Linked DNA regions of Homo sapiens: region 1 is linked to region 2. Evidence: read pairs that join two places in POLR2A ChIA-PET (ENCODE). Cell type or tissue: Panc1. All regions are shown on one strand. Links, peaks and the distances in the headings refer to the core of each region. The heading gives the core; the rest is flanking DNA.

Region 1 (16,270 bases), core at 3,894-11,893, 100 kb after region 2:
CTAGTTTCTTGAGGGAATGCCTTGTTTAGTAATTTGAGACTTTTCCTTCATTTTTTTGTTTTTTTGAGACAGAGTCTCGCTCTGTCATCCAGGCTAGAGTGCAGTGGTGCCATCTCGGCTCACTGCAACCTCTGCCTTCCAGGTTCAAGCGATTTTTGTGCCTCAGCCTCCCAAGTAGCTGGGGTTACAAGTGTGCACCACCACACCTGGCTAATTTTTGTATTTTTAGTAGAGACAAGGTTTCACCATGTTGGCCAGGCTGGTCTTGAACTTCCATCAAATGATTCACCCACCTCAGCCTCCCAAAGTGCTGGGATTACAGGCTTGAGCCACCACATCTGGCCATTTCTTCATTTTTAATATAAGCATTAAGTGCTATAAACTTCTCTCTAAGACTGCTTTAGTTGTATCCCACAAGTTTTGGGGGAGGTTTCTTCCTGTTTTTTTTTTTTGAGACAGGGTCTCATTGTGTCACCCAGGCTGGAGTGCAGTGGTGCTATCACTGCTCACTGCAGCCTCAACCTCCTGGGCTCAAGTGATCCTCCCTCCTCAGCCTCCCAAGTAGCTGGAACTACAGGTGCACACCACCACACCCAGCTAATTTTTAAATTTTTTGTAGGACCGTGTCTCCCTATGTTGCCCAGGCTGGTCTTGAACTCCTGGGCTCAAATGATCCTCCTACTTCAGCCTCCCAAATTGTTGAGATTACAGGCATGAGCCACTATGTCCAACCACGAGTTTTTATATGTTGTATTTTTGTCCTCATTCATTTTGGCTATTTTTTTTTTTTTTTTTTTTGAGATGAAGTCTCACTCTATCGCCCAGGCTGGAGTGCAGTGGCACAATCTTGACTCACTGCAACCTTCACTTCCCAGGTTCGAGCAATTCTCCCTGCCTCTGGCTCCCAAGTAGCTGGGATTACAGATTCCTGCCACCACACCTGGCTAATTTTTTGTACTTTTAGTAGAGACAGGGTTTCGCCATGTTGGCCAGGGTGGTCTGGAACCCCTGACCTCAGGTGATCAGCCCTCCTCAGTCTCCCAAAGTGCTGCGATTACAGGCATGAGCCACCCTGCCCAGCCTAACTTTTGTATTTTTGATAGAGGTGAGGTTTCACCATGTTAGCCAGGCTGGTCTCAAACTCCTGACCTCAAGTGAGCCACCCACCTCAGCCTCCCAAATGCTGAGATTAAAGTGTGAGCCATCACGCCTGGCCTCCATCCATTTACTTTTAACCTACCTATGTCATTATATTTGAAATGAGTTTCCTGTAGACAGCATACAGTTTTTTAAAATATATTCTGCCAATCTCTGTATATAAACCATTTGCATTTAATGTAATTACAGATATATTAGAACTTAAGTCTCCCATCTTATTTTTCTTCTGTTCCTTCTGTTTTTTATTCTTGTTTCCTTTTCATTGCCCTCCTGTGGATTACTAAGCTTTTTTTTAGTGTTTCATTTAGCTTTATCTATAGTTTTTTTTTTTTTAGTATATCTCTTTATATAGTTTTTTAGTGGTTGCTCTGGAATTACAGTATATATATAACATCACAATGCAATAGTATTAATATTTTATCTCTTCAAATGGAATGTAGGAAACATCACAATTTAGGTCCCTTTATCCTCCCTGATTTATAAATATATAGGTATCTTTATTTTGTGGTGGGGGAACAAAGTCTCGCTCCATCACCCCATTTGGAGTGCAGTCACAGCTCACCGCAGCCTCATCTCCCTGTCTCAGGTGGTCCTCCCACCTCAGCCTCCCAAGCAGCTGGGACCATGGGACCACAAGCACCTGCCACCACGCCTGGCTAATTTTTGTATTTTTGGTAGAGATAGGGTTTCGCCATGTTGCCTAGGCTGGTCTCAAATTCCTGAGCTTAAACAATACACCCACCTTGGCTCCCCCAAGTGCTGAAATCATAGGCATGAGCCACCATGCCCGTCCCCACTTTCTTTCTGTTCATCCAGAACATCAGTGATGTGAGTGTTAAAACTTAATGTACTAAAGGTCCCTGGAGCTCTTTTCTTTTCTCTTTTTTTAGAGACAGGGTCTCACATTGTCCCCCAGGCTGGAGTGCAGTGGTGCGATATTGGCTTGCTTTAACCTCCACCTCCCTGGAGTTCTTTTCATTTTTAAAAATCTACTTTCTATCCTTTGTTCATACTTCAATCTATTTGCTACTTACTCTCTGTTGTTCAGAATGAGTAATTTCTATTGACCTATCTTCAAGTTTTCTGATTCTTTCTTCTGCCATCTCCATTCTGCTATTTGGCCCTTTCAGTGAGTTTTACTTCAGTTCTTGTATTTTTCAGTTCTTATATTTCTCTGTTCTAAAATTTCCACTCAATTCTTTATACCTTCTATTTCTTTGATGAAACTTTCTATTAAAAATTTTTGTGTCAGCCAGGTGCAGAGGCTCACTCCTGTAATCCCAGCACTTTGGGAGGCTGAAGTGAGTGGATCACGAGGTCAGGAGATCGAGACCATCTTGGCTAACACGGTGAAACCCCGTCTCTACTACTAAAAATACAAAAAATTAGCCAGGCGTGGTGGCAGGTGCCTGTAGTCCCAGCTACTCAGGAGGCTGAGGCAGGAGAATGGCATGAACACGGGAGGTGGAGCTTGCAGCCACTGCACTCCAGCCTGGGCGACAGAGCAAGACTCTGTCTCAAAAAAAAAAAAAAATTGTGTCAAAAGTATTCATGATTGTTTGTTGAAGCATTTTTATGACAATTACTTTAAAATTATTGTCAGAGAGCCAGGCATGGTGGCTTACACCTGTAATCCCAGCTACTCGGAAAGCCAAAGAGGGACGATTATTTGAGGCCAGGAGTTTGAGGCCAGCCTGAGCAACAAAGTGAGATTTCACCCATATCTTAAAAAGCAAATAAATAAAAATTTTTTAAATATTTTTGTCCAATAATTTCAATATTTGTATCATTTTAGTGTTGGCATCTATTGATTGGCTTTTCCCATTCCACTTGAGATTTTCCTAGTTCTTGAGATGATGAGTATAACAAGTTATTTTCTCTTGTATCCTGGACTTTTGAGACATTACATTATGAAATGCTGGTTTCTTTTTTAATCTTGTCATTGCTGAGGCAATAATCAGAGCTCTGTTCACACATTTCTGGTGCTAGTCACCTTACACAGTGAACAAATCACAAGTTTTGGGTAATTTGTTACATAGTAATTGTAACGAGACACACACACACACACACACACACACAAACAAGCCTATTTGTACATAAAAGAAGAAATTGTCTACGTGTGCAGGTATAATTCTTTTGCTCCTTGGGCCCCAGGACAGCAGTAGAGTAAAAATGGCTGTGTGGGGTCCTTGGTGGGGTGGGAATTAGAGGTGATAGGGCCCCCACCATAGTTTAGGTGACCTGAAAGCTGGGCTGTATATCTGTTTTAGTGCATTTGTGTTGCTATAAAGGAATACCTGAGGCTGGGCAATTTATAATGAAAAGAGGCTTATTTGGCTCACAGTTCCGCAGGTTGTACAAGACGCATGGCACTGGCATCTGTTCCTGGTGAGGGCATCGGGCTGCTTCCACTCAGGATGGAAGGCAAAGGGGAGCTGCATGTGTGGAGACCATGTGGCAAGAGAGGAAGCAAGAGAGATGAGAGGTGCCAGGCTCTTTTTAACAAGCAGCTCTTGAGAAACCTAACAGAGTGAGGACTCACACATTACCTCAAGGATGGCACCAAACCATTCACAATGGATCTGCCCCCAGGACCCAAACACCTCCGACTAAGCTCCACCTCCCAACATTGCCATACTGGGGATTAAACTTTTTTTTTTTTTTTTTTTGAAACAGAGTCTCACTCTGTCACCCAGGCTGAGTGCATGATCTCAGCTCACTGCAACCTCCACTTCCCGGGTTCAAGCGATTCTCGTGCCTCAGCCTCCCGAGTAGCGCCACCACACCTGGCTAATTTTTTGTATTTTTAGTAGAGACAGGGTTTCACCCTGTTGGCCAGGCTGGTCTTGGACTCCTGACCTCAGATGATCTGCCTGCCTCGGCCTCCCAAACTGCTGGGATTACAGGTGTGAGCCACCACGCCCAGCCCTTATTTTTTTTTTTTTTTAATTTGTAGAGATGAGGTCTTGCTATGTTGCCCAGGCTGGGCTCAAACTCCTGGGCTCAAGCAATCCTCCCTTCTCAGCCTCTCAAAGTGCTGGGATTATAGGCATGAATAATCGTGCCAGGCCAAAGACAAGTTTTAACAGTCAGCTCTCTGGCCACAAATTATTTATATTCCTTCCACATGCAAAATAGACTCATGTCTTTCCTCAACCTCAAAAATCTCATCTACTATGGCAGGCTCAGATGCAAGCCCCAGGATCTCATCATCTAAATCAGATCCAAGTGTTGGGGAGGCTACAGTATTGCCAGCATATAGACCCTCGAGCACTTCTGGAGAGAGGGATACAGGTGCAACTATTTGGGAGAGCAAAGGATGAATATGTAGAGCTGTGCTGCCCATCATGATAGCCACTAGCCACATACAGTAATTAAATTTAAATAAAATGAAATAAATTGAAAATTCAGTTCCTGCATTGCACTTGCCAAATTTTAAATACCTAACAGCCACATTGGACCGTAAAGATGCACAATATTTCTGTCATTGCAGAAAGTTCTAATGAACAGCACTGATTAGACCATATAAGCACAGGTATGCCCTGTGACCCAGCAATCTTCAGTTCAGGTTCTCCCAAAAGCATATCCTGAAGCCAAAGATGCAGGTGGCTTATTTGGGAGCTGTTTCCCAGAAGCACAAGCGAGTGGGGAAACTGAGCCAGGAAGAGCAAAAAGCCAATAAATGGTGCAGAGTCTGGAGTAGAGGGAGGCACCTAGAGCACTTCCCTGACTCAGAGTGAGCACCTCCTTAATTTTTGTTTGTTTGTTTGTTTGTTGAGACAGAGTCTCACTCTGTCACCCAGGCTGGAGTGCTGTGGCACAATCTCGGCTCACTGCAGCCTCCGCCTCCCAGGCTCAAGCGATTCCTGTGACTCAGCCTCCTGAGTAGCTGGGTTTACAGGCACATGCCACCACACCCAGCTAATTTTTGTATTTTTAGTAGAGACAGGGTTTCACCATGTTGGCCAGGCTGGTCTCGAACTCCTGGGCTCAGGTGATCTGCCCACCTCGGCCTCCCAAAATGCTGGGATTACAGGTGTGAGCCACCACGCCTGGCCCCCTGCTTAAATTTTGACTCTGGTCCCCTAATTTGACCCACCCTAATTCCAGCCCCCAAAAAGGCTACTGCTGTGAGCAGCTAGAAGTCATTTGTTCTGGGGACAGTCAGAAGATCAAGGAGTCATGTAGAAGTCGCCCGAGAATTGACCCTCCAAGGGAAAGGGAAGCTGCAGTATTTATTCCATTGCTTTCAGCCCTCACTGTTTGAGGACTGCTACTGGGGGAATCAATCCTGCTACTTCCAGTCCATTCTGCATGTGGGCAGTAGAAAGGCCTTGGTCTCCAGCAGAGAAGCAGAAAGATCCAAGCACGTGAGGCAGGAAACTGTCAGCCTGTGTGGGAACTGACCACCATATCCACAAGCCGAGGGGATACAGTAGAGGGCATCAGCTGGTGTGCTACCGTATATTCCAGAAAGCCGCCCACCCAGAGGACAGGTGTGAGCCTTATGGTAATGGGGAGCTAGAGGCAACCTAAGTGTCCATCACTGGGGGAATAGGTAAGTAAAAGTGCTGTGGTTGTATACACCATGAAATACAGTGCACAGGAAACTTGATGTACACAGCTTGTGAAGAGATCTCAGAAGCAGTGTTAAGTTAAAAAATAAAAAAGAAAGAAGTAGAAGATTTATAGCACAATTCCACTTATGTAAATTGGAAACACATACACACACGAGATCACAAATTATAAAGATACATCTTTGCAGCTATTTATCAAGTGCATTATAGTGGGTGTCTGTGGGGGTGCGATGGGAATGGGAATTGGCAATGGAGGAATAAAAGCCTTGGAGGGTCTTTCATGGGCCAATTGTGATCCTGTGTTATGATCTGAAGAGTATGATTAATAACTTTCTGCACCAAAGGGCTAAGAAAAAAAATAAAGGAGTGAAAATAGGAAATGTCTGCACATCAGAGCAGTTTCTTACCTGCTACACAATTACTATTACTGCAGGGATGATGATAGCAAGGCAACCAGACTCACCGCCTGCCTTCTCTCCAGGCAGCCCCTCCAGTCCCCAGGAAATGCGCTTGCCCCCAGCGAATAAGGAGTTCCCTACCCCTCTCATGCTACCCAGAGGGACAGAAAGGAGAAGTGGGCCTGCTACCCCCAGAGGTTCTCATCTTCTACCTGGGCTGCATATGGAATAGGGAGCAAGTACATAGGACTCATCATACCCCATTTCTGCCTCTATCCCACTGTGGGACCTTAGGCAAGTCACTTTGCCTTCCTATGCCTCAGTTATCTCACTAGTAAAATGGGCATGATTATTGTATTAGTCAGGGTTCTCCAGAGAGACAGAACAAATAGGATGTTTGGATAAATAGATGATAGATAGAGAGATATAGACTAGATAGATGAGAGAGATAGACTAGATAGAGAGAGAGAGAGAGAGAGAGAGAGAGAGAGACTAGATAGATGAGAGAGAGATAGGAGGGGATTTATTAGGGGAATTGGCTCAGACAATTAGGGAGGCTAAGAAGTTCCACAACAGGCCATCTGCAAGCTGGAGAACCAGGGAAGCTTGTAGTGCAGCTCAGTTCCAGAATAAAAGCCTCAGGACTTAGGGGGTAGCTAGTGCAAGTCCCAGCATTTTTTTTTTTTCTGAGATGGAGTCTCACTCTGTTGACCAGGCTGGAGTGCAGTGACATGATCTCAGCTCACTGCAGCCTCCGCCTCCAGGGTTCAAGCGATACTCCTGCCTCAGCCTCCCAAGTAGCTGGGACTACAGGCCTGTGCCACCACGCCTGGCTGATTTTTATATTTTTAGTAGAGATGGGGTTTCACCATGTTGGCCAGGCTGGTCTCGAACTCCTGACCTCAAGTGATTCACCTGCCTCAGCCTCCCAAACTGCTGGGATTACAGGCGTGAGCCACCATGCCCAGCTGCACATCCCAGCATTCAAAGACCAAAGAGCCTGGAGTTCTGATGTTTAAGGGCAGGTGCAGGGTGTCCCAGCTCATAAGAGAGAGCAAATTCTCCTTTCCTCTGCCTTTTTGTTCTATTCAGGCCCTCGGCCAATTGGATGGTGCCCACCACATTGGGTAACAACGGGTCTTCCTTACTCAGTCCATTGATTCAAATGCCAATCTCTTCTGGAAACACCCCAGAGTCATACCCAGAATTAACGCATCACCAGCTATCTGATAAACTTAACCAGTCAAGGTGACACCTAAAATTAACCATCACAATTATAAAAATAACTACTCAGAGAAACATTAGGAGCATGAACTGAAATTAGTTAATGGGACATTCTTAAACCAATGGCAGAAGCTCCTTCTTGGCCAGGAGCAGTGGCTCATGCCTTTAATACTAGCACTTTGCGAGGCTGAAGCAGGAGGATGGCTTAAGGCCAGGAGTTCAAGACTGGCCTGGGCAACATAGTGAGACCCCTATCTCTACAAAAATAAATAAATAAATAATAAAGTAAGGTGGTGGCTCACGCCTGTAATCCCAGCACTTTGGGAGGCCAAGGCAGGCAGATCATCTGAAGTCAGGAGTTCGAAGCCAGCGTGACCAACATAGTAAAACCCAGTCTCTACTAAAAATACAAAAACTAGCCAGGCGTGATGGCATGCACCTGTAATCCCAACTACTTAGGAGGCTGAGGCAGGAGAATCGCTTCAACTCGGGAGGCAGAAGTTGCAGTGAGCCAAGATTGCACCATTGCACTCCAGCCTGGGCAACAAGAGCAAAACTACGTCTCAAAAAATAATAATAACAATAAAATAAAAAACAAGCTTTTTTTTTTTTGAAACAGGATCTCACTCCATCACCCAGGCTGGAGTGCAGTGGCACGATCTTGGCTCACTGCAACCTCCGCCTCCCGGGTTCAAGTGATTCTCATGCCTCGGCCTCCTGAGTAGCTGAGACCACAGGCGCATGCCACCACACCTGGCTAATTTAGAATAAAAAAGAAGCTTCCTCTCTGCCACTCAGGTAGCCTTATCCCTAATCTCAGCCTCCGTCAGGGACTCCCTGAGGCCAGTTGGCTGAAAGCTGCCCAGGGAGTTCTAAGGATTTCAGTTTCTCTTTCCTTCTTGATGCAGCTCCCAGCTCACTTGGCCCTGCCCACACCTGTTCCCTCATCAGGCTCCCAGACGGGCCCCGCCCACTCATGCCTCTTAAGTCAAAGTGGAAATTCTCATTTCCAATTACCTTTTCACTTTACACACATCATCTTGGATTGCCCATTTTGCGTGGCTAAAAAGCAGAGCCATGCCGCTGGGGAAGCAGTTGCGATTTAGCCATGGCTGCAGCTTGGACCGTGGTGCTGGTGACTTTGGTGCTAGGCTTGGCCGTGGCAGGCCCTGTCCCCACTTCCAAGCCCACCACAACTGGGAAGGGCTGCCACATTGGCAGGTTCAAATCTCTGTCACCACAGGAGCTAGCGAGCTTCAAGAAGGCCAGGGACGCCTTGGTGAGTTCCTGTTGCTGTGGATGAACCACTTCTACGGGTGTCCCAATTACTGCCCTTCTACTGTGGGCTAGCCTCTAGCCTTCCAACTATGGCAAACCTCTATCCTTTCTGCACTGGGTTAAACCCATGCTGTCAGGCCAACTTCATCCTTGCTGCTATGAGCTAGCTTCCAGCCATCCTGCTGTGGGCTAACCCCTGCCCTTGCTCTCTAGGAAGAGTCACTCAAGCTGAAAAACTGGAGTTGCAGCTCTCCTGTCTTCCCCGGGAATTGGGACCTGAGGCTTCTCCAGGTGAGCTGAAAGTCAGGCCCCCTTCACCCTTCCCTTGACCCTCTCCCCCCTCTTCTTAAGTGGCCCCTTAGCCTTCTTTGTTTCCCTTGTCCTTCACTCTCTTGGACCTCTCCTCACCTGTCCTGTGCCCCTGCCACTTCAAAACTGCTCTCTTGACTCTGTCCTTCCCCTGGGTCCCTTTTATCATCTCCCATCGGCCCCACTTCCCTAGCTCGCTCACCTGTCCCTGTCACTTCCACTCTCACTCTTCATTTCTCTCCCAAATGTCTCCAGTCTGTCGCCCACCTGTGCCTTTCGTCCTGCTCCACTTCTCCCTGTCTGTTCCCAACACTGACCCCCTCTCCCTCTCACCTGCCTCTGTCACCTGTCCCTCATTATCTCTCACTGACATTCATCCAGCTCATGCTCCCCCCTCATCCACCCTTCTCTTTTTTTTTTTTTTTTTTTTTTTTTTGAGACAGAGTCTTGCTCTATGGCCCAGGCTGGAGTGCAGTGGCATGATCTCGGTTCACTGCAACCTCTGCCTCCCGGGTTCAAGCAATTATCCTGCCTCAGCCTCCCGAGTAGCTGGGATTACAGGCATGTGCCATGATGCCCAGCTAATTTTTGTATTTTTAGCAGAGACGGGGTTTCACTATGTTGGCCAGGCTTGGTCTCGAAATCCTGACCTCAGGTGATCCACCCGCCTCGGCCTCCCAAAGTGCTGGGATTACAGGCGTGAGCCACCACACCCAGCCCTACCCTTCTTCTCTGTGCATGCAACTGTCCCTCTCTTACTGTGCCCCCAACCTGCTTTCTCCTCACCCGTCCCCACCCCGCCCCAGAGAACTTCTGTGACCCCCGTAAGTCCCCTTTCATTTGTCTCCATTTCACTTATCCCCTCACCTGCCTCCTTGACCATCCTGCCTCACCTGTATCCTTCCTCATGTCTTCCCCCTCCTGTCTCCTTCTCCCCAGACCCCTCACCTGTCCCCACCACATGCACTGTGTCACCGACCTTCCCCAGGACTGCCTACCTGTCCCCACTAACTGGGTCTTCTTGCCTGTTCTCCCTCACCTGCTCTTTCTCACCTCTCCTCAGGTGAGGGAGCGCCCTGTGGCCTTGGAGGCTGAGCTGGCCCTGACGCTGAAGGTCCTGGAGGCCGCTGCTGGCCCAGCCCTGGAGGACGTCCTAGACCAGCCCCTTCACACCCTGCACCACATCCTCTCCCAGCTCCAGGCCTGTGTGAGTCCTTGGGGCCCGGGCACCCAGGTCTGTGGGCTCTGAGCAGCATCCTTCCCCTGTGGTGGCCCAGGCTCCGCCTCACACACCGCCCTCTTCTGCCCACAGATCCAGCCTCAGCCCACAGCAGGGCCCAGGCCCCGGGGCCGCCTCCACCACTGGCTGCACCGGCTCCAGGAGGCCCCCAAAAAGGTGAGTGACCCAGGAAGAGAAGGACCAGGGTCTGGGGAGCCAATAGGAGCCCAGACCCTGGACAGCCCCTGACCCATCCCCTCCTCCCCTACAGGAGTCCGCTGGCTGCCTGGAGGCATCTGTCACCTTCAACCTCTTCCGCCTCCTCACGCGAGACCTCAAATATGTGGCCGATGGGAACCTGTGTCTGAGAACGTCAACCCACCCTGAGTCCACCTGACACCCCACACCTTATTTATGCGCTGAGCCCTACTCCTTCCTTAATTTATTTCCTCTCACCCTTTATTTATGAAGCTGCAGCCCTGACTGAGACATAGGGCTGAGTTTATTGTTTTACTTTTATACATTATGCACAAATAAACAACAAGGAATTGGAACCTTCTGTGATAGGTGAATCCTTGAGTGTGTGTGTGATTGTGGGTCTGTGACTGGGTGTGGATGTCTGGGTGATGCAGGCAAAATTTGTGACTCGTTGTGTATATTTGTGTGTGCCTGACTTCTGTGACTATGTATGTATTTGTATGGAAATGAGTGTCTGCCTGAACTTGAGTCTAACCAAAGGTGCGTAACTGTGCATGTTCATGCCCACACGTGTGCAAGTATGTGTGTGTACTGCCAGGCATGGTGGCTCACACCTGTAATCCCAGTGCTTTGGGAGGCTGAGGCAGGCAGATCACTTGAGGTCAGGAATTTGAGACCAGCTTAGCCAACATGGTGAAACCCTGTCTCTACTAAAAGTACAAAAATTAGCCGGGAGTTGTGGCATGACCCCGTAATCCCAGCTACTCGGGAGGCTGAGGCAAGAGAAATGCTTGAACCCGGGAGGTGGAGGTTGTGGTGAGCCGAGATCACATCACTGCACTCCAGCCTGGCCACCAAGAGAGAAACTCCATCTTAAAAAAAAAAAAAAAAAAAAAAAAAAAAAAAAAAAAAAGGCCAGCCTCCGTGGGCTCAGGCCTGTAATCCTAGCACTTTGGGAGGCCAAGGCGGGCAGATCACTTGAGGTCGGGAGTTTGAGACCAACCTGACCAACATGGAGAAACCCCATCTCTACTAAAAATACAAAAATTAGCCGGGTGTGGTGATGCATACCTGTAATCCCAGCTACTCGGGAAGCTGAGGCAGGAGAATCGCTTGAACCCGGGAGGTGGAGGTTGTGGTGAGCGGAGATCACGCCATTGCACTCCAGCCTGGGCAACAAGAGTGAAACTCCGTCTCGAGAAAGAAAAAAAAAAAAAGAAAGAAAAGAAAAGAAAAGCGGTCAGGATGCTACATCCTGGAACCTAACCACAATGGTGTGAGAAGCCCAGACATACAGAGAGACCACATATAGGTACTCCATCTGATAGTCCCAGTATAGCTTTTGAATCACCCCAGCTCAGGAACCAGACATGCGAGTGAAGAAGCATTTAGATGACTCTAGGTCCCAGCTGGAGCAGAGACAAGCCATCACCACTGGGCCCTGATTAAGTTCCTGACCCACAGAAACTGTGAGCATAATAATATTTGTTTTACGCCACTAAGTTGGGTTTGTTATAAGGCAAGAAATCATTGAAACAGTGAGAGAGCCACCAGCCCATCACAATTCACTGTGAGGTGTGTCACAAGAAATTTATTACCAAAATAACTCATCAGAGTTTCTTTTTTGGGTTGGGGAGAGGGGGACAGCGCCTGGCTCCATCGCCCAGGCTGAAGTGCAGTAGTACGATCTATCTCAGATCACTGCAATCTCCACCTCCTAGTTTCAAACCGTCCTCCCACCTCAGCTTTCCGAGCAGCTGGGACTACAGGCATGTGCCTCCACCCCCACTTAATTTTTGTAATTTTTGCAGAAACGGGGTTTCGCTATGTTGCCCAGACTGGTGTCGAACTCCTGGACTCAAGAAATCCTCCTGCCTCGGCCTACCAAAGTGCTAGGACTACAGGCGTCAGCCACCACACCAGCTCCACCAAGGTTTCTGAATGGTTGACTTTTTGTTACATTACAGGGGATTCAGAATAAAATTCCATTCTTATAATCCTATAACTCTCACTTCTTTGTATCGTTTGTTTGTTTGAGACGGAGTCTTGCTCTGTCACCCAGGCTGGAGTGCAATGACAAGATCTCAGCTCACAGCAACCTTCACCTCCTGGGTTCAAGCGATTCTCCTGCCTCAGCCTCCTGAGTAGCTGGGACTACAGGCACATGCCACCACTCCCAGCTAATTTTTGTATTTTTAGTAGAAGCAGGGTTTCACCATGTTGGCCAGGCTGGTCTCGAACTCCTGGCCTCAAGTGATCCTCCCACCTCGGCCTCCCAAAGTGCTGGAATTATAGGCATGAGCCACGGCTCCCAGCCTCCTTTGCACTCTTGAGTATTTTCTTGATTAGGAGTCAGAGGGCTGAAGTACAGCCATACACAGAAATTACACACAACCAACGGGCAAAAGTTGAAGCACTCCCTTTGATAACCAAAAACAAGTTAAATGTTCCCAGGTGTGGTGGCTCACGCCTATAATCCCTGCACTTTAGGAGGCCTAGGTGGGAGGACTGTTTGACCGCAGAAGTTAGAGACCAGCCTGAGCAACATAGCGACCACATCTTCACAAAAAAACTTAAAAATTAGGTAGGCATGGTGGCACATGCCTGTAGTCCCAGTCCCAGGAGGATGGCTCGAGTCCAGGAGGTTGAGGCTGTAGTGAGCCATGATCGTGCCACTGCACTCCAGCCTGGGTGACAAAGTAAGACTGTCTCAAAAAAAGAAAGAGAGAGAGAGAGAGAAAGAAAGGGGAGTTAAACGTAAAAAAGCTATTTGTAAATGTCTTAAAAATTTACACATAACCTCACAGCCATTCCCACTACATTATAAAGTCTGTGACTAGCAGAACCTCAGTTTGGGTAGGGGGCAGCATGGTGCCCTGCCCAGGACATGAATTTCTGTCCCTTTTGCCTGATACCTGCTTTCCCAGGCTCCCTCGCAGCTCAGGGTGGCCATGAAATTAAGGGCTTCTTAAATAATTTATGCTGGGTACAGTGGCTCACTCCTGTAATCCTAGCACTTTGGGAGGCTGAGGCAGGCAGATCACTTGAGGTCAGGAGTTTGAGAACAGCCTGCCCAACACGGCGAAACTCCATCTCTACTAAAAATACGAAAATTAGCCGGGTGTGGTGGTGCGTGCCTGTAACCCCAGCTACTCGGGAGGCTGAGGGGCAGGAGAATCGCTTGAACTCAGGAGGCAGAGGTTGCAGTGAGCCGAGATGGTGCCACTGCACTCCAGCCTGGGTGACAAAGCAAGACTCCGTCTCAAAAAAAAAAAAAAAAAGTTAATTTATGTAAAAAATGTAACAGAGCTTGGCAAAGGCGGAGCCCCATACATGTGTTTGTTGCTGTTACTCTTATTATTTTAACATATTTTTCTTCCTTAATACAAACAGAACTCTTTCCCACTTGTTCCCTTCCTTCCTGCTTAGTTCATTGGTATGAGGATGTGAGACCCAGAGCTATGGCAACCATTTTGTGACCACAAGGCAACAAGTTTAGGGTGTGAAGCTATCATTTTGAGGAAGGTAGAACAAAAGAGTAGAAAACGGGGTCCTTGCTGATATTAATAAGCCATTGCACCAAACCCCAGAATCCCCTAACTCCAGACTTACTCTTAGGTGACATAACTGAATGTCTTTCTTGCTTAAGTCGTGTTAATTGGATTTTTCTGTTTCTTGTGGCCAAATGTATCCCCACAAATTCATCTCTGCATGGCCAGCACTGAACCCAGAGAATGTGGTCAATTAATATTTCATAAAAATTTTAATCATATAGGACATGTCTGAGCCCAGGCATATGAGTCTCTTCAATTATGAATGTTGCAATGGAAGAAAACAAGGTTGCAAATCTCTACTTGGAGATGCCAAGGCTTTATAGAAGAGATTTTGAACTGGATATATTTTAGTTTTGCCTGAGCAGCATCCATTACTCCTGGTAACAGTGCTTCAATTTTCCTTCGGAAATGACCTCCTTTCCTACTCCCTCATTTGGCTGGACACATGACTCCAATTTGATCAATTAGAGCAAGCACTCCATCTCCAGAGCACAGTAACAAGTTTTCCTTGTCCTCTCTCATGGTGGCCTTTGCTTAAGTGGTTCCCTCTGCTTAGGACAGTTCCCACCACTCTCCCACGACCAAGTCTTCACCTGGCTCATTTCCACAATATCACTTCCTCCTCCAAAAATCCTTCTGCATAGTACACCGGGGTTTCTATTGCTTTATTTTTTATTTTATATATATATGTGTGTATATATATATATATATGTGTATATATATATATATATGTGTGTATATATATATATATTTGTGTATATATATATATATATATATTTTTTTTTTTTTTTTTTTTTTTTGAGACAGAGTCTAGTTCTGTCACCCAGGCTGGAGTGCAGTGGTGCGATCTTGGCTCACTGCAACCTCCACCTCCCAGGTTCAAGTGATTCTCGTGCCTCATCCTCCTGAGTAGCTGGGATTACAGGCACCCGCCACCATGCATGGCTAATTTTTGTACTTTTAGTAGAGACAGGATTTTACCATGTTGGCCAGGCTGGTCTCGAACTCCTGACCTCAGGTGATCCACCCGCCTCAGCCTCCCAAAGTGCTGGGATTACAGGCATGAGCCACTGTGTCCAGCCTCTATTGCTTTTATATGCTCAACAAGCTTTCTTATTTTTTTTTCTTTTTTGAGACTAGCATATTACAGCAACAAGCTTTCTTTGTTTTATTTTTTTTTAAGATCTTGCTCTGTCATCCAGGCTGGAGTGCAGTGGCTCAATCATAGCTCACTGCTGCCTCAAACTCCTGGGCTCAAGACCACCTCCTGAGTAACTGGGACTACACGTACACACCACCATGCTTGGCTAATTTTTTATTTTTATTTTTGTAGAGACAGAGTCTCGCCATGTTGCCCAGGCTGGTCTCAAGCTCCTAGCCTCAAGTGATCATCCCACCTTGGCCTCCCAAAGTTCTGGAATTACAGGTATGAGCCACCACACCCAGCCAACAAGATTTCTTATCCTACTTTTTCTGGAGAGTATTTACCTTCAACCACATAAAATTGCCAATACTATACAATGTGTGACCTACAAAAATGGCAAGTTCATGTGGTTCAACCTAATATTTAGCAATCCCTACTTCCCAGGACACACAACCGGGACATAGGACCCACCCACCCCCTACCTGGCCAATCAAAGCATTCCATTCATTCCCTTGGATGCGGCAATCAGTGCAGGGGTTGCTATGTGACCTCGGCCAGGCCGATAAGAGCTCTTCCCTGAGATTTTTCTCTTAGGACTAGAGATTCTGCCATTTTATCTCTGGGCTCTGGAAAGATTGAGTCTGTGTCTGTAAATAAATGACCATTTTCCCCCGCCACATGCAGTTGAAAGGGATGAGTCTGAGCTGAGCCAAGCAGAGAAGAGAGCTGTGTAGGGAGAGTGTCTTGGTGGGGTTGAGTCTGGGTTCCTTTCTCTAAAGCTCTGTTCCTTGTAGCTTTGCAATCACCCCACAACTTTTTCTTTTTTTTTTTATTTTTGAGACGGAGTCTCACTCTGTCACCCAGGCTGGAATGCAGTGATGTAATCTCAAGTGATTCTCCTGCCTCAGCCTTTCAAGTAGCTGAAATCACAGGCACCCACCATGCCCAGCTGATTTTTGTATTTTTAGTAGAGATAGGGTTTCACCATGTTGGCGAGCCTGGTCTCGAACTCCTGACCTCAGGCGATCCTCCCACCTTGGCCTCCCAAAGTGCTGGGATTACGTGTCAGTCACTGCACCCACCCCCAATTCTGTTTTGAAGGTAGGCATACCTCACCCCAAAGCTGGGGTCTCCATAGAAATCAGACCACATACCACCCCTGGTAAAGACCCTTCATTGGCTTCCCATGGCCCCAAAGAATAAAATGTTAA
Region 2 (15,248 bases), core at 7,249-15,248:
AGAGTCGATGAGGACGTTCACTGTAGCATTATTTGTGGGGTGGAGCTGGAGGCAGGGGCATGTCCACCCCAGGGGAGTGGGTGGCTAAACAGAAGGGGTGCACCCCCAAAATTCCTGTCCAGACAGCAGGTAAGAAAAACAATAATAAGATTCATAATACAAGGCTGGGTGTATAAATAGCAAATTATGGACATAAAACAATGGTCCTCATTTTGCAAGGTTAGGAGACTCATTTGCATATTAGCATGGCTGCCACTGGGGAGGGAGAGGGGTGAGGGAAAGAATGAATGAACTGCAGATCTTGGGAGAAATGAAGGCCTTGAAGGCCACACTGAGGCTTGGTTCTCTAAGCAAAGGGGAACTCCCTTTTGTGTGGCTTGGGGCCTGGTCACAGGTATTTAATATAAAAATAAGCCAGGTGATCCTAACATACAGCCAGGATTGAGAATGGGAGAATGGGCTGGGCAAGGTGGCTCACACCTGTAATCCCAGCACTTTGGGAGGCAGAGGTGGGTGGATCACCTGAGTTTAGGAGTTCCAGACCAGCCTGGCCGACATGGTGAAACCCCGTCTCTACTAAGAATACAAAAATTAGCCACGCATGGTGGCGGGCGCTTGTAATCCCAGCTACTCGGGAGGCTGAGGCAGGAGAACTGCTTGAACCTGGGAGGTGGAGGTTGCAGTGAGCCAAGATCGTGCCATTGCACACCAGCCTGGGCAACGAGCGAAACTCCATCTCAAAAACAAAAAACATTGATCGAAGTCTGGCTGTGTTCAGGGGCTTTGCTAAGCTCCTAGTTTTGCGCCATTTAACTCCTGTAGTGGTTACCACCCCCCAAGGAAAAGGTTCCCCCCACCAAAAAAAAAAATAGATTCCCCCCCACTCACAAAAAAAGATAGGTCCACGGAAAATCTGTGAGTGTGGCCTTATTTGGGAAAAGGGTCTTTGCAGATGTGTCCTGAGTTAAGGATCTGGAAATGAGGTCACCCTGGTGTATCCGGGTGGGCTCTTATCTACTGAAAAGTGTCCTTTAGAGAAATGCAGAGGAGATTTGGGGCACACAGAGAAGCAGCCATGAGTCAGGAAAAGCCAGGGGCCTTCCAGGAGAAGCCAGAAGGGGCCAGGAAGCAATCTGTCCTGAAGGCTTCAGAGGGAGGAGAGCCCTGTCCACACCTGCACTTCAGACTTCGGCTTCCAGAACTGAGAGAATACAGCCAGGCATGGAGGCTCACGCCTGTAATCCCAACACTTTGGGAGGCCAAGGCAGGTGAATCACTTGAGGCCAGGAGTTCGAAACCAGCCTGGCCAACATGGCGAAAACCTGTCTCTACTAAAAACACAAAAATTAGCCGGGTGTGGTGGTGGGCACCTGTAATCCCAGCTACTCAGGAGGCAGAGGCAGGAGAATTGCTTGAACCTGGGAGGCAGAGATTGCAGTGAGCCGAGATCGCACCACTGCACTCCAGCCTGGGCAACAGAGCGAGACTCGTCCTCAAAACAACAACAACAACAACAAACCAGAACTGAGAGAATACATGGCTGCTGTTTCAAGCCACCACGCTGGGAATTTGTGATCGCAGCCCAGGAAACATGACCCTCGTAGCCGCCTTCTGCGGAACTACTGTACCTTCCTTGGCCTGTTTCACAGATGAGAGACAGGAACAAAGATGTCAACCTGAGGTCACAGAGCCAGAAAGTGATAGAGGCAGGATTCGAATCCTGGCATCGGGCCTGGGAGTTCCTGCATATCCTCACCATGCAGCACTGAGAAGTGGGTCAGGGCTCCCTTCACTACCCCACTTGTGGGACCACAGTTACCAACAGAGAAGTGCCTGTGTCTTCCCAGGTGGCTGGTCACGGAAGGAGGGCAGGCCCCAAGCCGCAGACTCCAAAAGGGAGGCTGTCGTCCTAGGGTGATCCATGGAGACTTGGGGTGGAGAGGTGTTGGCTGGGGGATGAGATGGGGCAGCAAGCAGGGTCCTGGACTGCCCTTGGGGGACACGGGGGCAGCTCAGAGCCACGCTTGGGGACTGCTGGATTATACGAAGGTGAACTCTCTGTTCCCTCCTCTCCCTGCATCTTTTTTCTTTTCTTTTTTTTTGAGATGGAGTCTCGCTCTGTCGCCCAGGCTGAAGTGCAGTGTCGAGACCTTGGCTCACTGCAACCTCTGCCTCCTGGGTTCAAGCAATTCTCCTGCCTCAGCCACCTGAGTAGCTGGGATTACAGGCACAGGCCACCACGCCCGGCTAATTTTTGTATTTTTAGTACAGACGAGGTTTCACCATGTTGGCCAGGCTGGTTTCGAACTCCTGACCTCAAGTTATCTGCGCGCCTCAGCCTCCAAAGTGGTGGAATTACAGGCATGAGCCACCGCGCCCAGCCTCCTCCTACGTCTTTGTCTCTGCCTTCCTTTGTCTCTCTCTTTCATTCTCCTGCTTAGTCTTTTTCATTATTTGAACAGGTGGCCCAAGCCCATGGTACAAAATGTAAAAGATCCCAAAGGGAATAAATGGGAAAATCAGCCTCCCTCCCACCTTACCTCCTTCCCCATGCCCAGCCTCTCAGTTCTGCTCCCCAGAGGCAGCCACTGATACAAGTTTCTTGTGCTTCCTTCCAGATATGTCTGCATGTACCAGGAAATACTTACATGCATATACAGACATGTATTTTCCTTCATACAGATAGCATAATGGGCCAGGCACGGTGGCTCATGCCTATAATCCCAGCACTTTGGGAGGCTGAGGCGGGTGGATCACCTGGAGTCAGGAGTTCGAGACCAGCCTGACCAACATGGTAAAACCCCGTCTCTACTAAAAGTACAAAAATTAGCCGGGCATGGTGGCTTGCGCCTGTAATCCCAGCTACTTGGGAGGCTGAGGCCGGAGAATCACTTGAACCCGGGAGGCAGAAGTTGCAGTGAGCCGAGATTGTGCCATTGCACTCCAGCCTGGGCGACAGAGAGTCTGTCTCAAAAAATAAAAATAAAAAAAATGTTGAATGTTGGCATAACGGGCACATCCCTCTGCCCCTTACTTTTTCCTACTTAACAATGTATCTTGGTGGTTGTTCCCTGCTGGTACATAAAAAGCAATTTTGATCCTGTTAGCGGCTGTGTAATATTCCATTGAACAGAGGAACCATGAATGATAGGAACAGCCACTGTCACTGGACATTTAGGGGGCTTGGAGTCGTTTGGTGTTTTTTATTTTATTTTGTTTTTTATTTTATTTTGAGACAAGGTCTCACTCGCTCTGTCGCCCAGCCTGGAGTGTAGTGGCACAATCTCAGCTCACTGCAACCTCCGCCTCCTGGGCTCAAGTGATTCTCCCACCTCAGCCTCTCAAGTAGCTAGGATTACAGGTATGTGCCACCACGCCTGGCTAATTTTTTTATTTTATTTTATTTTATTTTTTATTTATTTATTTTTTTGAGATGGAGTCTCGCTCTGTCGCCCAGGCTGGAGTGCAGTGGCGTGATCTCGGCTCACTGCAAGCTCTGCCTCCCGGGTTCACGCCATTCTCCTGCCTCAGCCTCCCAAGTAGCTGGGGCTACAGGTGCCCGCCACCACGCCCAGCTAATTTTTTTGTATTTTTAGGAGAGACTGGGTTTCACCGTGTTAGCCAGGATGGTCTCGATCTCCTGACCTCGTGATCCACCCGCCTCGGCCTCCCGAAGTCCTGGGATTACAGGCGTGAGCCACCGTGCCCGGCCAATTTTTTTCTTTTTTGTAGAGATGGGGTTTCACCATGTTGCCCAGGCTGTTCTGGAACTCTTGAGCTCAAGCGATCCTCCCGTCTTGGCCTCCCAAAGTGTTGGGATTACAGGGGCCCTCTCTTCCTGTTTTCTGGCTCTTTGTGTATCTTGTTGCTGTCTCTGCCTCTCCCTGTCCACACTCTTCCCTCCTTCTATCCAACCTCAGTCCTGCCTCTCTGTCGCCCCCTGCAGGGTGAAGTGGGCTCACTGCCCCTCCAACCTCACAAACCTCTGTGGTTTGTATCTGGGGCAGACAGCACCCACCCCAGCCCACCTTTCTACTACCCCTGCCCCCTCCCGACCTGGCTGCACTTTCCCACCCTCCACAGCCCTGATAGAGAGCCCAGGATCTGCTCCCCCAGCCCCAGGTGCCCACCCTCCAGGACCCCTGCCCTTCCCCCTCTACCAGCAGGCTTGGGCCCCAGGACGTGCTGACTCCTGGGGGTGACAGGTTTTGCAGCAGGTGCAGTGGGAGCTAGGCTTGGGCAAGTTGGAAGCGGTGCCTCGGCTGGGTCAGAGCCTCTTCCTCCTGCCGCCCAGCCGGGCCTTCCTGCCCTCCCTGCCCAGCAAGCAGAGCAACGTCAGGTCAGCCCTGGGCTGGGGACAGACAATAAACAGACCTGCCCAAGGCCCTGCCCTGGTGAGGATGACATTCGGGCAGGGTGAGAGACTGTGATCCAGTGACAGCCACACGCACAGAGGTATTTACAAAGCATGCTGAATGCAAGAAAGGACGAATGGGGTGTGATAGAGAATAGCAGGGAAGGGGAATTTATCTGGCCTGGGGATGGCCCAGCTCTCTTTCTTTGTACCAGTAGAGAACAATCACCAAACCATCTTGTTAGGCAGAAAAAAGCAAGAAGGGTGTGTGCCGTATGACAAGGTGACTTGTTTTGTTTTGTTGAGACAGTCTCTGTCACCCAGGCTGGAGTGCAGCGGCACGATCTTGGCTCACTGCAGCCTCGACTTCCCAGGCTCAAGTGATCCTCCCACCTCAGCCTCCGAAGTAGGTGGAACCAGAGGCACTTCCCACCATGCCTGTTTTTTTTTGTTGTTGTTTGTTTGTTTTTGGTAGAGACAGGGGTCTCGCTATGTTGCCCAGGCTTGTCTCAAACTCCTGAGCTCAAGCCATCCTCCTACCTCAGCCTCCCAAAGTGCTATAATTACAGGCACTGCACCAGGCCAGTTTTTTTGTTTTGTTTTGTTTTGTTGAGACGGAGTCTTGCTCTGTCACCCAGGCTGGAGTGCAGTGGCACTATCTCAGCTCACTGCAACCTCTGCCTCCCAGGCTCAAGCGATTCTCCTGCCTCAGCCTCCTGAGTAGCTGGGATTACAGGCATGCACCACCATGCCTCGCTAGTTGTTGTATTTTTGGTAGAAACGGGGTTTCGCCATGTTGGCCAGGCTGGTCTTGAACTCCTGACCTCAAGTGATCCGCCTGCCTCAGCCTCCCAAAGTGCCCGGATTACAGGTGTGAGCCACCATGCCCGGCCATTGGCCGGCTTTTATTATTTCATCTAGTTCCCTGGTTGTCGACAAGGTGATGCTTCCCAGATTTTCATCTCAGCCCCGACCCCTCTCTCAGACTCCAGCCGGTACATCCAGTTGCCCCTGGCATCACCCCTGCGGATACCTCGTACTTCACATATATGCATGGAGTACTTGATTTCCCAAGAACCCCCTCAAAGAGCTGCCCCATTCTGTCTGACCTCATCTCCCCTTCATTCTCTTCACCCCACACTGGCCTCCGTGCTCTTCCCCAACCCACCAAACCCCGTCGCACCTCAAGGCCTTTGCACTGACTGTTTCCTCTCCCAGAATGCTCCTCTCCTAGGCCTTTGTGCAGCTAATTCCTTCCCCTTCTTCAGGTTTCTGCTCAAATATCACCTCCTCCGAGAAGCCCTCCCTGACCACCCCAACTAGGCAAGGCTTCCACCTGCTCTTCTCTGCCCTGACAGCGCATTCTTCACCTTCAAGGCACTTAGTGCTGTTTGTCAATTAACTAGTTACTTGTTGAATTGTAACTAGTTAATTGACATCCCTTCCCCCACAAGGCTGCAAGCCCCGTGGGGACAGGAATGGTGTCTGTTCTTTCACCACATTACACCCCAGTGCACAGGGCTTGGCCATTGAAGGCATCTCATAAACATCTGTTGAAAGAACAGGTGGTAGAAAGCAATGAGAGGCTCCGGACCTTGTTTGCTTTATAAAAATTATATTTTTTATCAGCCTGGGTAACATGGGGAGACCCCCATCTCTACAAAACATTTAAAAATTAACTGGGCATGGTGGTGTGTGCCTGTGGTCCCAGCTACTTGGGAGGCTGAGGTGGGAGAATCACTTGAGCCCAGGAGGTTGAGGTTACAGTGAGCTATGGTGGTGCCACTGCACTACAGCCTGGTGACAGAGAGAAACCCTGTCTCAAAAAAAAAATTACACTTAGGCTGGATGTAGTGGCTCATACCTGTAATCCCAGCACTTTGGGAGGCCACAGTGGGTGGATCACCTGAGATCAGGAGTTGGAGACCAGCCTGGGCAACATGGTGAAACCTCGTCTCTAGTAAAAATACAAAAAAAAATTATTTGGGCGTGGTGTCACATGCCTGTAATCCCAGTTACTGGGGAGGCTGAGGCAGGAGAATGGCTTGAACTTAAGAGGCAGAGGTTGCAGTGAGCCGAGATTGCACCACTGCACTCCAGTCTGGGCAACAGAGTGAGACTGTCTCAAAAATTACACTTAAAAGTGTAATAGGCTGGGCACAGTGGCTCATGCCTGTAATCCCAGCACTTTGGGAGGCTGAGGTGAGCAGATCACTTGAGGTCAGGAGTTTGAGAACAACCTGGCCAACATGGTGAAACCCCATCTCTAGTAAAAATACAAAAATTAGCTGGGTGTGGTGGCAGGTGCCTGTAATCCCAGCTACTCGGGAGGCTGAGGCAGGAGAATCGCTCCAACCCGGGAGGTGGAGGTTGCAGTGAGCCAAGATCGTGCCACTGCACTCCAGTCTGGGTGACAGGGCGAGACTCCATCTCAGGAAAAAAAAAAAAAAAGTGTAATACTTAAAAGAAGTAATACGCATAAGTGATACCAAATCCAAAAGTTTCAAAGGACATAGAGTACAAAGTCATTGTCCCCACCTTGCCTGTCTCGGACGCCACCAGATCTCGCCCGCAGAGTCACTTTCTGGAAGAGATCTGACAAATCTTCATTTTATATACATATATATATATATATATATATATGTATGTATATTTTCTTCTTCTTTTTCTTCTTCGGCATCCATTTTGAAGCACAAGGCCCACTGTTCCATATCTTGCTCTTCTACTTAATAACTGCCTCGTAGATACTTTCTTATTAGCAACATAGAGAGAATTGGCATACTGTTTTTGTTTTGTTTCTTATTGAGGTATAATTTACATACAATAAACTACGCCCATTTTAAATCTACAGTTTGCTGAATTTTGACAAATGTATACACCCATATAATGACAACTGCAATTAAAATGGAACTTTCTCATCAGCCCACAGCATTTACTCTTGTGCCTTTTTGTAGTTAAGCCCCACCAGCCTCGTGAAATTACAGACCTGCTGTATCTGATTCTAGATTAGTTTTGCTTTTTCCAGAACTTTAGATAACTGGAATCACATAGTCGGTACTCTTTTATGTCTGGCTTCTTTCTTTCCTTTTTCTTTATTGTTCTTTTGTTTATTTATTTACTTTGAGTCGGAGTTTCACTCTGTCGCCAAGGCGACACTGAGCAGTGGTGCAATTTTGGCTCACTGCAACCTCTGCCTCCCGAGTTCAAGCGACTCTCGTGCCTCCCGAGTGGCTGGGATTACAGGCGTGCATCAACGCTTGGCTAATTTTTGTATTATTAGTAGAGACAGGGCTTCATCATGTTGGCCAGACTGGTCTTGAACTCCTGAGCTCAGGTGATTCGCCCGTCTCGGTGTCCCAAAGCGTTGGGATTACAGGCGTGATCCGCCGCGCCCGGCTTTCTTTTTTCTTTATGCTCTAAAATCTATCACTGGCCAGGCCTAGTGGCTCACACCTATAATCCCAGCACTTTGGTAAGTCGAGGCAGGACTATCTCTTGAGCCCGGGAATGTGAGACCAGCCTGGGCAACACAGTGAGACTCCCATCACTACAAAAAATACAAAATTTGTAAAATAAATAAATTTTAAAAATGTATCACTGTATTGCCTGGCTTCTTTCATTCATCACAATGTGTTTGAGAGTCATCTGTGTTTTGTATGTACCCATAGATCATTCCTGGGCTGGGCGTGGTGGCTCACACCTGTAATCTAACACTTTGGGAGGCCGAGGCGGGAGGATTGCTTGAGCTCAGGAGTTCGAGACCAGCCTGGGCAACATGAGGAGACTCCCTGTCTCTACAAAAAAATACAAAAATTAGTTGGGCTTGGTGGTGTGTGTTTGTGGTCCCAGCTACTTGGGAGGCTGAAGCAGGAGGATCGTTTGAGCCCAGGAGATGGAGGTTGCATTAAGCCGAGATCGTGCCCCTGGACTTCAGCCTGGGAGACAGAGCCAGACCCTGTCTCAAAAAAAAAAAAAAAAAAAAAAAAAAAGGTGATTCCTCTCCTTGCTGAAGTGTGCTCCATTGTGGCCATTCCAGTTAGTTTATGCACCCACTCGTTGCTGGGCACTCGGGTTCCCCTCAGTTTGCAGCTGTTATGAAAAAGTACCGTGACCAGGTCTCTGTGTGGACAATGTTTTCATTTCCCTTGGCTAACTACTTCAGAGCAGGGTCACTGTGTCGTAGGTTGTGCATATTTTTTGTTTTATAAGAAATTGTCGGCCAGGTGCAGGAGCTCATGCCTGTAATCCCAACACTTTGGGAGGCCGGGGCGGGTGGATCACAAGATCAGGAGTTCAAGACCAGCCTGGCCAATATGGTGAAACCTCATCTCTACTAAAAATACAAAAAAATTAGCTGGGTGTGGTGGTGCATGCCTGTAATCTCAGCTACTCAGGAGGCTGAGGCAGGAGAATCGCTTGAACCTGGGAGTCGGGAAGTTACAGTGAGCCAAGATCACGCCACTGCACTCTAGCCTGGGCGACAGAGCAAGACTCTGTCTAAAAAAAAGAAAAAAAAGAAAAGAAATTGTGCAATCCTTTTCCAACGTGGTCATACCACTGCTCGTGCTTTCTGTACTTCGTGATATATGAGACGTGGCTTTGGGGAAGAGGGACTGTGTTGGTCACCCAGGCTTTGACGTATTTGGGAAATAGCCTGTCGGGGCTGAACCCCCATATTAGGGACTTTACCATCCCCCTGCTGGAGAGAGGGGGACGTTTGGGACTTATTGTTAGAATGCACTTGGAGGCCGGGTGCAGTGTGGTTCACCCCTGTCATCCCAGCACTTTGGGAGGCCGAGGCTGCAGTGAGCTGTGATCAGCATCACTGCACTCCAGCCTGGGCAACAGGGAAAGATCCTAACTCAAATAATAATAATAATAATAATAATAATAATAATAATAATGCACTTGGCTTTGCAGGGCCCAGCTGTGGCCCTGGATCCCTTGGATTGAAGTAAAAGGGTTTCTCATAGATTCTGGGGCCCATCACAATTACTGAAGCCGGCTCCTTGGAAATAAATGCACATTTCTCAGAGGCTCCCTGGGTGAATCTGACAGAACCTGCCCTAAAGTTTGGGAACCGCTGAGTTTGGGAACCACAAAAGCCCTGAGATGCAAGAGAACAGGTCCTGGAGGCAGAGACCAGAAACCCAGGACCTTGGATGCTGGCCAAAGAGATGGGATTTTTCTCCTGAGGGCACTGGGGAGTCATGGAGGGCTTAACTGGGGGAGTGACACAGTTCAGGCTTTAGTCCAACCCCTGTGGCTGTCATGTGTATGGGTGTGTGTGGAACAGATGTGAGCGAGGCACCCAGAAAGGAGATCATGTGAAAACCACAGCCAGGGTAGGGGTAGGCAGGAGGGGATGTCAATCTCTACAGACTCTAGTTTTCTTTATTTTCCTTTATTATTTTTTTTTCAATTCTTTTTATTTTTTATTTTTTGAGACAGAATCTCTCTCTGTTGCCCAGGCTGGAGTGCAGTGGTGCCATCTTGACTCACTGCAACCTCCACCTCCCCAGTTCAAGTGATTATCCTCAGTAGCTGGGATTACAGGCATGTACCACCATGCCTGGTTAATTTTTGGTATTTTTAGTAGAGATTGTATTTTTAGTTTCACCATGTTGGCCAGACTGGTCTCAAACTCCTGACCTCAAGTGATCTGCCCACCTCAGCCTCCCAGAGTTCTGGGATTACAGGTGTGAGCCACCGAGCCCGGCCTATTATTATTGTTTTTTGAGACAGGGTCTCGCTCCATCACCCAGGCTGCAGTGCAGTGGCGGCGCCATCTCAGATCACTGCAACCTCCACCTCCCAGGCTCAAACAATCCTCCTGCCTCATCCTCCCAAGTAGCTGGGACTACAGGCATGTGCCACCACGCCTGGCTAACGAGGTCTCACCACGTTGCCCAGGCTGGTATCCAACTCCTAGGCTCAAGTGATCTGCCCGCCTCAGCTTCCCAAAGTGCTGAGATTACAGGCACAAGCCACCGCATCCAGCCACTCTACAGACTCCTGGCTGCCCTTCTGTCCTAGTCTCCTCCGGCTCCCAGCCACTCCCTGCCCTGGATTCTGACCTGGGCACAGCTCTGACTACACTCACCAGACACCCCTCCTTCTCCTTCTCCTCCTCCCCCATGGCGATGACAGGTCTCAGGCAGGGAGGGTGGGCAGCCAGGACAAGGGCGTGGGTTTGTGTGCGTGTGGTGGTGGTGGGAGTGTCTGGTCGTGCGTGTGTTGTGAGCTCTGCCAGTGTTTGCCTGGGAATCTGCTGGGGACTTCCAGGTGCAGTATTTGTTGATCTGCTCCCTCCCCTGGTTTTTCCCCACCCGCTGGGCACTGGTTAATTCCCAACTTTCCAGGGCAGTCACTTCACCTCTCTTGCCTCAGTTCCCTGATCTGTCAATAGAGATACAATTACCAGTTCCCAACTCTGCAGGGTTGTGAGGTTCAAAGAGTCCAAGACTCAATAAATGTAACCATCATCTCCTGCTTGCTTCTGTATGAGCCCATGTTTCTTCCCAGGGGCGATTTGTTTTTTGTTTTGTTTTGTTTTTGAGATGGAGTCTTGCTCTGTTGCCCAGCCTGGAGTGCAGTGGCACGATCTCAGTTCACTGCAACCTCTGCCTCCTGGATTCAAGCGATTCTCCGGCCTCAGCCTCCCGAGTAGCTGGGACTACAGGCACGCACCACCATGCCCAGCTAATTTTTTTTTTTTTTGTATTTTTTTTTTTTTTTAGTAGAGATGGGGGTTTCACCATGTTAGCCAGGCTGGTCTTGAACTCCTGACCTCAAGTGATCCGCCTGCCTTGGCCTCCCAAAGTGCTAAGATTACAGGTGTGAGCCACTGCGCCTGGCCTGTTTTTGTTTTTTGTTTCTTTGAGACAGGATCTCATTCTGTCACCCAGGCTAAAATGCAGTGATGCGATCTCAGGTCACTGCAACTTTGACCTCCTGGGCTCAAGCGATCCTCCCACCTCAGCCTCTTGAGTAGCTGGGACCACAGGTGTGTTCCACCAAACTGAGATAATTTATTAATTTTTTTGTAGAGATGGGGTCTTGCCATGTTGCCCAGGCTGGTCTCAAACTCGTGGGTTCAAGTGATCTTCCTGCCTCAGCCTCCCAAAGTGTTAGATTACCGGTGTGAGCCACCACACTCAGCCCTTGGGGGCAATTTGAATCTGTGTCCCTGTGTATGTTCTCTAAGATTCTGTATGCGAGTGTGTCTAACTCGTTGTGTACCAGCTGTGCAACCTTGGGTGAGTTACTAGACCTCTCTGTGCCTAGTTTCTTCATCTGCTAAATGCACATGACTTCCTAGTCATGCTACTTCCTAGGGTGGATGTGGAGACTGAATTAATTGCCTAATTAATTACCTAAGTCCATTGCAACTAATGGACTTAGTGCAATGCCTGGCATGAGGGCAGCCTCAATTACATGATCATTATCACTGGGGCGTGACTTCTGTCCCCCACCCGCTGAGTGTCTGTGAGTGTCTGAGCGTTGGGGCAGGAAGTGCCTGTGAAAGCATGTGGAGTTATCTGGGACTATATGGGACCCAGCCTGGGAAGGCAGCTTCTGTTTCCATGGCACCCCTCACAGGGTTGTTGTATTGGAAAGACCCGTCCCAGAGGGCATCCGCCAGCACACAGCTGCACACACATGTTTGCTGTTACTTTTCCTTTACCTATAAAATGCCAGTCATAGTAGCACCCACCTTGTCTTTGTAGGAGAATGAAATGAACTTAGAGGCGCTCAGTAGAAAGCACTCACGCCTGTAATCCCAGCACTTTGGGAGGCCAAGGCAGGTGGATCACTTGAGGTCAGGAGTTTGAGACCAGTCTGATCAAGAGGGTGAAACCTCGTCTCTTCTAAAACTACAAAATTAGCTGGGTGTGGTGGCACATGCCTGTAATCCCAGCTACTCGGGAGGCTGAGGCAGGAGAATCACTTCAACCCGGGAGGCGGAGGTTGCAGTGAGCTGAGATCGTGCTTCTGCACTTCAGCCTGGGTGACAGAGTGAGACTCCATCAGAGAGAGAGAGAGAGAGAGAAGCAAGCGCTCAGTGCTGAGCTTACCTGGGCCAGGTAGAGGGATGTGGCCACGGGCAGGAAGTGGCTGTGGGAATCTGGCGCTACAGGTTCCTCTGCCACCCCACTTCCTCCACACCTGACCTCCTGTCCCCACCTGTGCCCCGTCCCTTGCTCCCACCTCCTCGTGACCTCTGATGGGGGAGGCTTCTGCAGCCCCCCACCCCAGTCCCAGGCAGGGGTGCAGGCCCCCAGAACACCCAGTTGGGATCACTGCTTCCCTCTCACTGCCATCTTTGTGCCTCCCTGGGGTCCCCCATCTCTGAGGCTCCTCATCTCTGGTTTTGGGTGTCTCTCTGCTCTCCTCACCTTGGTTTTCTGGACAGTATGTGTCAGGGCCCCAAGGGGGTGTCCCAGGTGAGGACAGAGAAGGAAGTGGCAGAGGCAGGACCTTCCCTTTGCACCTCAGCTCATCCATCCACTCCCCCTCTGCAGAGTGGGGAGGGGGAGGAGGGGGGTCTTCGTTAATTAGCCTCTTAATCCTGCCATGCTGGATCTTAATGAGGTGCACGGGTCCCATTAGACAGCCCGGAGCCCTGGCATTAGCACATTAGTCACACGCTCTGTCAGGCTCACGCTGGGTCCTCAGCTGGCCCTGGGAAAATTGGGGCAGGAAGTCTGGGGACCTAAGGAGGGGGCTGGTGCCTGGACTTCTGGGTCTGAAGAAGGAGGGGCTGGTGCCTGGACTCCTGGATCTGAGGGAGGACGGACTGGGGGCCTGGATTCCTGGGTCTGCGGGAAGAGGGGCTGGTGCCTGGACTCCTGGGTCTGAGGGAGGAGGGGCTGGGGTCTTGAATTCCTGGGTCTGAGGGAGGAGGGGCTAGGGGCCTGGACTCCTGGGTCTGAGGGAGGAGGGGCTGGGGTCTTGAATTCCTGGGTCTGAGGGAGGAGGGGCTAGGGGCCTGGACTCCTGGGTCTGAGGGAGGAGGGTCCGAGGGACAAGATCCTCCCCCGACACGCCCCTCTCTTAAATGTCAGCCAGGGTGCCCTGCCCCTTCCCGCTCCCAGTTAACCCCAGCCCTGTGAAACCGGGACAGTCGCGCAGCCTCGAGGGATGGAGGAGGTGCGTGAGGGACACGCGCTCGGTGGCGGGATGGAAGCCGATGGGCCCGCGAGCCTCCAGGAGCTGCCTCCCTCGCCACGGTCGCCTTCACCGCCGCCGTCGCCGCCACCACTGCCCTCGCCGCCGTCGCTGCCATCGCCCGCAGCCCCGGAGGCCCCCGAGCTCCCCGAGCCGGCGCAGCCGTCCGAGGCTCACGCCCGGCAGCTGCTGCTGGAGGAGTGGGGGCCGCTGAGCGGGGGCCTGGAGCTGCCCCAGCGCCTCACCTGGAAGCTGCTCCTGTTGCGGCGGCCGCTCTACCGCAACCTGCTGCGCTCGCCCAACCCCGAAGGTGCGCAAGGGCCCAGAGCAGCCAGGAGGCACCACCCTGACCGTCTGTCTCTTCCTCTTTCCCTGTTTCCTTATCTCTCTACCTCTTTGTCTCTCTCTGTCTATGCATTTCTCTGCATCCCTCTGTCTCTTTTTCTGTCATTGTGCCTCTCCATTTTACCACCTGTCTCTCTGTCATGTCTCTTACCTACCTCTCTCACACCTCTCCCTCACACCTCTCCATCTCTCTTTCTCTCTCCTCCTCTCTCTCTCCCCCTCTGCCTATGTTTCTGTCTCTTGAGACGGAGTCTTGCTGTCGCCCAGGCTGGAATGCAGTGGTGCAATCTCAGCTCACTGCAACCTCCGCCTCCCAGGCTCAGGCAATTCTCCTGCCTCAGTCTCCCGAGTAGCTGGGATTACAGGCATGCACCACCATGCCTGGCTAATTTTTGTATTTTTAGTAGACACAGGGTTTCGTCATGTTGGCCAGGCTGGGCTGGTTTCAAACTCTTGGCCTGTCTCTTTCTCTGGGTTCTTCTCTCTGTCCCTCTGTCTCTGTCTGTCTCACCACACCCCACTTACCCCTGGCATTGCCCTCTCCCCAGCCCAGAGCCCTGACTCACTCATCCCTGCCGGGCTTCCCTGACCTGGCACAGATTCCTGCCCTTCCAGTGTATAGCCCTGCGGGTAGGGAGGGGTGAGGCGGTGGAAGATGGAGGGGCTGCCCAGAGGCTCCACTCACCTGTCCATTTCAGGCATCAACATTTATGAGCCAGCACCCCCTACTGGTCCCACCCAGCGACCCCTGGAAACTCTGGGTAAGTGCTTGGAGGGCCAGGTTGCTGAGGGTGGGGAGGGTCCTCCAGCGTTGGGGTGTCCTAACCCTTTGCTCCCCAACCTGCAGGCAATTTCCGTGGCTGGTACATTAGAACTGAAAAGCTCCAGCAGAACCAAAGGTGAGTCGCCAGGGCCAGTGTGGCTTACACTCCATTCCCTGCTCCACCCTTCCTCACTGTGAGACCTGGAGAAACTGACTTGGCCTCTCTGGACCTCCATTTCCTGCTCTGTAAACAGGGTTAGCATAAGAGAGAATGCTTGTAAAACACACAGCATAGGGCCCGGCCAGGTCTGGCTAGCACCAGTCAATAGCAGCTATTATTGGTTTTTGGTTTTTGTTTTTAAGATGAAGTCTCACTCTGTTGCCCAGACTGGAGTGCAGTGACGCAATCTCAGCTCACTGCAACCTCTGCCTCCCAGGTTCATGCAATTCTCCTGCCTCAGCCTCCTGAGTAGCTAGGATTATAGGTGTGCGCCATCATGCCCAGCTCATTTTGTATTTTTAGTAGAGACGGAGTTTCACCATGTTGGCCAGGCTGGTCTCGAACTCCTCACCTCAAGTGATCTGCCTGCCTCAGCCTCCCAAAGTGCTCAGATT

Evidence for each region. Peaks named below come from ENCODE experiments on the same cell type or tissue, not always from the same donor. Only the 100,000 strongest peaks of a DNase experiment are listed, where the experiment ranks them.
Region 1: POLR2A ChIA-PET joins it to region 2 with 10 read pairs; 3 of 35 experiments call an interaction of 5 or more read pairs at or near these places.

Annotation. Positions count from the first base shown.
Region 1 is chr19:39,287,957-39,304,226 of GRCh38, forward strand. It overlaps IFNL1 (interferon lambda 1), which reads left to right and starts at 8,451. Exons shown (of 5, transcript NM_172140.2): 1 at 8,451-8,636; 2 at 8,849-8,926; 3 at 10,008-10,151; 4 at 10,257-10,340; 5 at 10,435-10,717. The coding sequence starts at 8,466. The coding sequence ends at 10,560. In Panc1, for the core only: no CTCF peak of the experiment used is centred there; a DNase peak (open chromatin) is centred at 4,912; H3K27me3 peaks cover 1,164 bases.
Region 2 is chr19:39,183,485-39,198,732 of GRCh38, forward strand. It overlaps NCCRP1 (NCCRP1, F-box associated domain containing), which reads left to right and starts at 13,480. Exons shown (of 6, transcript NM_001001414.2): 1 at 13,480-13,835; 2 at 14,569-14,631; 3 at 14,718-14,769. The coding sequence starts at 13,499. In Panc1, for the core only: no CTCF peak of the experiment used is centred there; a DNase peak (open chromatin) is centred at 11,807.